Regions from separate parts of the Homo sapiens genome. Here region 1 is linked to region 2. The links are chromatin loops, found by intact Hi-C in ENCODE. Cell type or tissue: PC-3. All regions are shown on one strand. Each heading gives the region's core, and the rest is flanking DNA. Links, peaks and the distances in the headings are about the cores only.

Region 1 (4,556 bases), core at 308-4,307, 100 kb before region 2:
TAGGGCACAAGTTGGTATCATTAAAACAAATATTGAGTACGTCTGAGTGTGAGATCACACGTTTTATATATTACAACTTATTATTGTGTTGTGTCAGCTCATTGGCCAAAGATTTGTTTCTTGTTTGTTTGACACAAAATACTGACATTGACAAAGATAATAGACAATTCATAATACAAATAACACTATCAGAGCATCAGTGACAAACTGGCTAATTAGTAGCATCAATTCAGCCAGTATATAAGAAGTCACCCCAAATGGAAATTTGCAGTGACTTGTTGTTTTGTAGTCTAAGTGGAAGAAATCTGGTAATAGTTTTCCCAAATTTAACAATAAGCCTGAATATTTGATAATGATTTCAGTATTAACCTGTGAACCTGAATTGAACACTTTCTAAACTTGCTTCTCTTTGATAACAATAATAGTAATAAATGTAACAAATTTTAACAAGCATGCTAGAGGAAAGAGAAAACTAGTTTTCTGTAATTTATATAGAAAATTATATTATGAAATCATTGTCCTTTGAAGTAGTCATGAAATATGCCACCAATATTTTAGAAAAAATATATTCTACTCTTGTGTTGAGCTGTTTATTAATAAAAATGTTTTGTTATTTTTCCGAACTATATGAATTTTGTGGTATTTGTAATTGGTGGTGATTTACTTTCTCATGCTAAACTTTTATTCTTATGTAAGCTAGTAACATTAATTTTGAATTCTTTTTCTAAGAAGACTCCACAAATTGCATATGCTTCAGAAACCACAAACTCTAGATCCTCCCTTGCCTGTATCTCTACAAAATATCTATACCAATAATTATCATATGTTAAGAACCATAGAGAATATTATTTCTTCAATTTTACAATTGAGTGGACTGAGTGGTTACCACATTTACACAAATAAGAATTGAATCGAATAATTGAATTGTCAATTGAATAGAGCTCATATCTGTCTAACTCAAAAGTTTGAGCTGTATTTCTGTTAAATCCTGCTATATCTGATATACATGAATAGTTGGATTTTTTTCTATTGTTTGAGTCTCCGTTTTCAACTGTGTCCTTTTCTCAATTTGTGTTTCTTCTTACTCTCATTGTCCTGCCCAACCTCCATCCCAGAGCTTGCCTTTTCTATTTATTTAATATATTATTATTTCTGTTTATTTAATATCTGGTTTTGTCTCACTTACCTCAGTCTGAGCCATTTCATCTCCCTGATCATTAAATCTTGAATATACATTCTCTAAGTATGGAAAAAGGTGATTACATTTATACACACATTTAAAAGAAAAAAAGTAGCTCTATTGAGATATAATTGATAACCAAAACTGTACTTATTTAATTAAGTGTACAAATTGATGAGTTTGGACATATGCAAACAGCTGTGATGACATCACCACAATCAAGGAAGTAGACATATCCGACACCTCCCAAAGTATTCTTGTTTCTTTTTGTTTCCTTATGTCTTTTTGTTTTGTTTCCTTATGTCTTTTTGTTTTGTTTCTATGGTAAGAACACGACATGAAATCTACGCTCTTAGCAAATTTTGAAATACACAGTACCACCTTGGTTAACTGTAGGCACTATTTTTTACAACAGATATTGGGATCGTACTCAGTTGTATAATTGTAACTTTATACCGGTTGAATAACATCTCACCATTTCTCCCACCACCCAGCCCCTGAAAACCAACATTCTATTTCTGGCTTCTATAATTTTAACTATTTTATATATTTTCTATAAGTGGAATCATTCAGCATTTTTCTTCTGTGACTGACTGAATTCACTTAGCATAATATCATCCAGGTCCCACTATGTTGCTACAAATGGAAGGATAGATTTCCTTTTTCTTTAAGGATGAATTATGTTCCATGATGTGTAGATACCACAGTTTCTTTATCTATTTTTATTCATTGGCCCATGGACACTTGGACAGTTTTCATGTCTTGGCTATTGTGAATAATGGTGCATTGCAGTAAACATAGGCATGAAGATATCCCTTTGAGATCCTGATTCCTATTCCCTTGCATATTTACCCAGGAGAAAGATGGCAGGATCATACCGTCGTTTCATTTTTAACTTTTCTGGGAACATCCATACTATGTTCCATAGCTGCCAAACCATTTTACATTCCCACCAACAGCATACAAGGATTCCAGTTTCTTCACATTCTCACCAATTATTATATTTTCTATTTCATAATAACCTTCCTAGCATATGTGAGGTGATATTTCATTGTACTGTAGTTTTCAACTACTTTTGCCCGATAATTAATGATGTTGAGCATTTTTTTCATATATCTCTTGGCCATTGGTATGTCTTCTTTTAAGAAATACCCATTTATGTCGTTTTCCCATCTTTAATCAGGTTGTTTCTTTGTTTTCCTTACTTGTAGAGGTTCTTTATATAGTTTGAAAACTAACTTCCTTATCAGATACTTGGCTTGCTATTTTCCTTTTGTTGCCTGAGCTTTTGGTGTCATATCCAAGAAACAGTTGCCAAGACCAATGTCATAAAGCTCTTCCTCCATATTTCTTTGTGGGAGTTTTACAGTTGCAGGTCTTAAGTTTAAGTCTTTATTCCATTTGGTGTTGAATTTTGTGTATGGGGTGAGATAAGGGTCTGGACTTACTCTTTTGCATGTAGATATCCAGTTTGCCAAACATCATTTAATGAAGAGAGTGTCATTTCCCCATTGTGTGTTCCTGGCACCTTTGTCTAAGAGCAATTGACATTACGTGCATGAATTTATTTCTGGACTTCCATTTTGTCCCATTGGTTTTTATGTCTGTCTTTGTGTGTCTCTGTGTGTGTGTGTGTGTGTGTGTGTGTGTGTGTGTGTGTGTGTCAGTGCCATACTGTTTCATTACTGTAGCTTTGTAATATATTTTGAGATCAGGATGTGATATGCTTCCATCTTTGTTCTTTTTTCTCAAGATTATTAAATGGAAATAGTTATTATCCCAATATTTTCATATAAGGAACAGTTTATGAAGGGATAAATCTTGGCAAATTCAATTACATTGAAAAATTCTATATAGCCATTAAGGATCACAGCAAACTTTGGAAAGTAAGTTTGTCTGACTCCAATTACCAGACCTTTAACCAGAATGATATGCTACTTTCCAGTTACTTTTAGATTTTGTTTACAAAACAAAACTGGGTTTGAAGGAGACAAGTAAATATGAGCTCATGTGCTCATCCAATGATGCTGCCCAATGTAAATATGAATATTTCATGATGTAAGTCCACTCTTTCTGATTATAATTTAAGGAAGGTAAAAATCAAAGTTCAGAAACAGTATAATTCACACAAACGTAACATGGAAAAAAAAGTAATCCTACTGGAAATTGTGATACATTACAGACAATAATATATAATTACAATCAGAGGAATAATATGAGCTTACTCAAATTCAGTGAAAAGGAATTTAAGCTTGATCTTTTCCTCATCTTTCTCCTCATGACATTTTTAACTTTCTGGAACCATCTTATATGTAAATGAGTTTCTATTATGATAGCTTTCATATGCATTGATGTTTCTATTTGTGCAGTGAAACATTGAACTCAAAATAGAAATAACATGTATCTCCCTGTAATTATGAATGAAGGCACGCAGATATATATTTTAAGTACAAGGCTTTTATTCCACTAGATTAGAACTTTCAAGAACATGTGTAATGAAGGATAATTGTCCTTATTTATTTGCATTGCTGAACATGCTTAGTTGGGAGCCTGAATGCCAAGAAGAACTAATGACATTTTGAAAGTATTATTGTGTGTTGTGTTAGGTGTAAGGCATATTCTTATTTTGTTTTCAGAAAAATTTTAAATTAACAACAAAATTGTTCTATTTTTATTTTGGAAATTCTATCAAAACTACAGTTTTATTGAGTAGATTTGCCTAAAATTAGCCAATCTTATCAGATATATTTGCCTAGAATATGTGGTGTATACTTTTGGCTGATAAGATATAGTTGTCAAAAGTATATACCACATATTTGCCAGATATATTTGCATAAAATATGTGGAATATGTGGTATATATTTTGGTATGGATCTGCACATGTGTGTGTGTGCGTGCATGTTTGTATTGATTGACATATTTCTCATTCTCCACCAGAATACATATCTTTCTGGAAAGTATTGATTTTCTATGTTTTATTGACCAGCCATACATTAATATGTAGAAAACTATGTATACATTTTATCAATTAAATAAACTATAGAAAAATTAAAGCTTTGTTATCTTGGGCTCTGCTTCTCTCTAGTTTTTCCAGTTTTATTCATTTCTATGTATTTACTAAGGAATGCAAATTATTTTAATTTTTAAATATTATTTAAAAGTACATTTGATATACATATAAAAACTTAATTGGTTTCCTAATTTAAGTAATATTAAAGATGACTTTCTAGAACATTTGAATGTGAGTTAAAAAAGGAGAAATCATTAACTTTGTAATATTTCTGACATCAAGTTTTCTATATACTTTCTTTGCTAAGATGAGTATTCTGCCATGGGAAAAATCATTTTTCTCTTCTTTGGCTGAACTGTCCATCTT
Region 2 (4,556 bases), core at 131-4,130:
TGAATGTATTCCACAAATTACTTTTTTCCTGATAATCCAGTTTTAGCATTATTCATTTCAGATTCTGACTAGGTAAGAAAGGCTTCCAAATGACCTTAATCTTCTACAGTTGCCTACTGTTTTATTGCCTGAATATAAATATCCAAATATACAATGTTATTTCTCATAAATGGAATGGGAGATTGTAGGATTATGTGTGATAGTCATGACTGATATCCAGAGTCTCAACCACAAGGCTCAGCTTTTAACATTCACATTAGCTGTGATGGACACTACCTAATTCCACAGATATCTTCCAACATCTCAGCTTTCTGCCTCAGGCTTTCTTTGACACCCTAAGAGCTTAATCAATGCAAGTATATCCTTGAAGTGCAGGGAAGCTGATGCTCCTGGGGCGGCCTTCATTAATAGAGAATGGTGGTCAGTGAATAGATGTTCCAGTCTCCAGTCTCCCAGAAGGACAATTCTAAGTTTTGTTCCACATCCTTCTTCAGAGAGTCCTCAGCAGGATTGACCTCTTTCTGACAATTATCTGGAAATGTAATGCCAGTTTGGGTTCCTTGTCATACCTATATCAGTTTCCCAGTCCCTTTACTCTAACTTCTTAATACTATCCCCTGCCCACAATAGCTACCTGTTCCCAAGTCTTCTCTTGCTCTGTATCAGGAGAACAAACTAATGGTATCCTACCACCAGATTAAAATTGCATTCATTTTCACATCTTAATTGTCAATAAAATACATGAAATATAATGGAGTTTGTCTAGAATGTGTAGTTTATAATATCTCAATTACCAGTTTATAATGTATTTATCACTAGGAAATGTGATTTTTATCTTCTGACGTGTCCATGATGTATATATTCTTCTAGAAATTATGTGTGTTTGTTTTTCTTTGGTTTATTAAATAAGATGTGCAATTTTCTGGTGTCTGATGTATTTTACAGTCAGTAAAGTGTAAATTTAGAATGAAATGAATTTGCTAAATATGGAACTATGTATCATCTTGATTTAGATTGTATGTCTTTTGCAGCTTTCAGAATATTTTCTACTTTTTCCAAAAGTCACATAAGCTTTCATTTGAATTTATTTTGTTGACAAGGGGTTTGACTTGATGATCCATGGTGTTCATCTGGAATACTGATCCTTTTCCTTGCTAGAAGGCAAAAGCCACAGTGCACATTGACAAAAGCTGTAGTTTTACTCGCTGTATTCTAATAAACGCAGGTTCAGCTAGGTGTTCCTTTCAACTTCCTTTAGAATGGGTGAATACATCCAGGACAACTGTTCTGTGCAAACTTTTAAATTACTTTCTTACTAAATTATAGTAAACGGATCAAGAGATTGTTACCCTCCTAAGTGGACCTAGAGACAGAAACATAACATAGTCATGTATTTTCAATTATTACTGTAAGCTCAATTAAATAGATTAACATTATGAGCTACATTTTTCTCAGCATTAGACTGTCTAAATGCTTTAGTGTTAATTGAAGAGAAAGTACCATTTTGAATGTAGACTTTAAAGAAAAGTCTCTGTATGTTTTAAAGTGCTTTTTTTTCATTTTATTATTTCTTTCTTACCTTAATTTTTGTCACATTTTTTTGGCTAGATGTACAAATAAAATGAATATGGAAGATTACTTATATAATAATATATATTATTACACACATATATAATATGCAATTATATTTTAAAAATTTAAGTAATAAATGAAAATCTTCAAATCTATCAAATTAATTAATTAAATTTTATTTGACAACATGAAATAGCCTCCCAAAACAAAGTGTCAGTTATATCAAAGGAAATTTGCAGCACAGCTTGGGATGGGCTGCATGAAAGAGGCCTTGAAATTTAGCTTTGCTCAGCTTCTTTCTTACTCTGTGTTTTGTGTGTAACACCAAAACAGATGAAAGTCTCATTGGGTAGTATTCCAGAGTATACTGGGAGATACAGAAGCAGCACTCAGCCAAGGGAACAGGGTGAGCCCCCATGGGCCTGGGACGATAGAGCCAATTTCAGGGGCACAGTGGCCTTAGTATAAGAAAAGTAAGCTACATCAACCAGGAAGCATGACAGGGTTCCAACCACGCTGAGTAATCACAGATCATGTTTCACACCTACTACAAACTTCATCTAGAGCTGTCACACTGGTCAGTACCAGAAAAACAGGATTCAGAAGACACACCATGTAGAACCAAATGGCACCACGTAGAGTCCAGAAAAACAAAATCATGAGAAAATGTGAGTCCTAATCTCCCCCATTATCAAGGAACCATCAGGCTCCATGGAGTAGATCTGTAAACAGCAATGTGGGTGAAACTCAGGGAATATGAACATTTTTACCCAGAAGGACTGAGTGTTACTTATAGGGTTATAAACATAATTAAATTGGATAAACTATATTGAATGAAACTGCCTTCCAGTTCTTTACAGCTTTTGAAAAATGAATCAATTATAAATAAAGTAGTTTGATTCTCTTGCACTTCAGAGCTGAATGTGAATATAATTTATGCTACCACCATACACAGGTGCTAACTATACTTGTCCATATCTTTCAAATAGTTTTAGAGTGTATTAGGATTCTGAAGGTGGACAAGCATGGCAAATGCATTTCATCATTCAGTAAAGTCTCAAGTATAGGAGGCTAATGATATGAACACAGGTAGTACCTATTTGCTACTATATATACATATAGGTATTTCATATATGTTTTATGATACATGAACTATTTGTAAGAGCATATATATTTTATGGTATATGTCAGCATATTTCACATATCTTCCATAGGTACATACACATATATGTGCACTATTTGCTACTATGCATGTATATATTTCATATATCTTTTATATGTTCACATACACATATATGTACACAGTTTGCTATTATATATTAATATATAATATATATTGCTATTATTTCATGAGAAATATATAGTAGCAGTGTGTACATATATGTGTATGTATATATTTATAGTTGTGTGTGTGTGTGTGTGTGTGTGTGTGTATAGAGTGGTAGTAGTATAGCTGTGGCCACTGTGTTTTTGGGTACAAAGTAATAGGCCATAATGCTCTACCAAAATTCATCACTCCCTTCTATACACATCTAAGGCCACTCACTCTATACTTAATGAGATATAAAGGCCATTTGTAAACTAATATAAATATTTATTTTCTTTATGTGTGTTTTCAAATAGTTATTCCAAAATATCTTTTCTAAATCTATTCTTTATCTTAACTCAGGCTTTTTTTTTTGTAATTTGCCAACACCTTTTTAAAAACTCATTGCCACCTCACAAAAAAATTAAATTTAGTCTGACTTAAAACACAAACATTGCGCAGAAACATTCAGAAAATGCATGATAAATTAATGAATAATTTACAGAGACCTAAGGAAATGTCTGTGCTTCTCATTTTTGAATTAAAACTAATTTGATTTGGAATTTAAACATTCTCATGCTGCAGTTATGGAACAATTTGAGTATATGATATGATGTCAGCAGACAATAGTGGTATCAGTAACAATCTTAACAACAAGTTCCTTTTTCTATTCATGTGCTATTTCCCACAGCTGAATATTTTCAAGTACACATATGTACCTGTACAAGATTTCTGAATTTATGCTATAGCATATAAAATACAGAAACCTAAGTTATTATGTCATCTATCTATGTTTCTGTCTATCCAAAAATAATCAAACACCGTGCAAAGTAAATTGAGATAATGAAAGAATAATAGAATATAGCCCTGTTATTCAAGATGCTCATAATTTATTTAGAAAGCAAACGTATTTATCCTTAGGGAAGAATGGAAAATGATGTAACAGGTTATAAAATAATTATTAGAGTTTTAGAATTTCAAATAAAGGATAAAATCTTTCAAGGAACATCAATAGGTAATCATAGATAATTTTCTTTATTCTATTTCACTCTTTCTTTGTAAATAAATGCAAAATATATATTCATATACATACATATTCCCCTCCTCACATTACCACATGCCTCTTCTTTTTTGCTGAGTGATTATTTCTACTAACTTGCTTAATACATCTTCAACAGTCCATATTCTTTAATGACTTTTCAGTGTCTGTTCTTTTAATATGGAACTGTTAGGATCTGGAAGTGGTACAAAGTGAGGAACTGACAGTAGGTAAGTCAACACTGTTTCTGTTGGCAGTCTTTTTCATTACACAAAAGTATTTTGTCAATACAATATGATACATCAGTAAACTCATTATCTGTTTAAATATATTTAACATATTGATAAGGCTTTTGGACAAACAGCCCTCTCTATTCTACTTTTAGCAGTGATGTTTTATAAAATTATCTGATTAGACAAGTATCAGATTCAGATTAACTTCTATAATGTAAATTTTCTCTGTTACTAAATTTTTTCAGAAAGATTTGGGAAAAGAAATTTTACCTGTTTCGGGGTCAATTAAAATCATAAAATTGTGGATCAGAGGAAAAGAATCATATATTTTCTTTGCATAAAGTTAAAGATACAGCTTCATCTCAATCAGCTGTGAAATTCCATCCATGTTTCTCAAAAAACTGTA

Evidence for each region. Hi-C counts contacts between places; a loop is a spot of excess contacts. Peaks named below come from ENCODE experiments on the same cell type or tissue, not always from the same donor. Only the 100,000 strongest peaks of a DNase experiment are listed, where the experiment ranks them.
Region 1: it touches region 2 in a loop (2.1-fold over the local background); 1 of 110 quality-filtered maps calls a loop at or near these places.

The regions. Positions count from the first base shown.
Region 1 is chr13:89,952,391-89,956,946 of GRCh38, forward strand. No RefSeq gene overlaps it. Among named protein-coding and RNA genes, the nearest start is that of LINC00559, 170 kb to the right of the region's middle. In PC-3, for the core only: no CTCF peak of the experiment used is centred there; no DNase peak of the experiment used is centred there.
Region 2 is chr13:90,053,217-90,057,772 of GRCh38, forward strand. No RefSeq gene overlaps it. Among named protein-coding and RNA genes, the nearest start is that of LINC00559, 64 kb to the right of the region's middle. In PC-3, for the core only: no CTCF peak of the experiment used is centred there; a DNase peak (open chromatin) is centred at 2,115.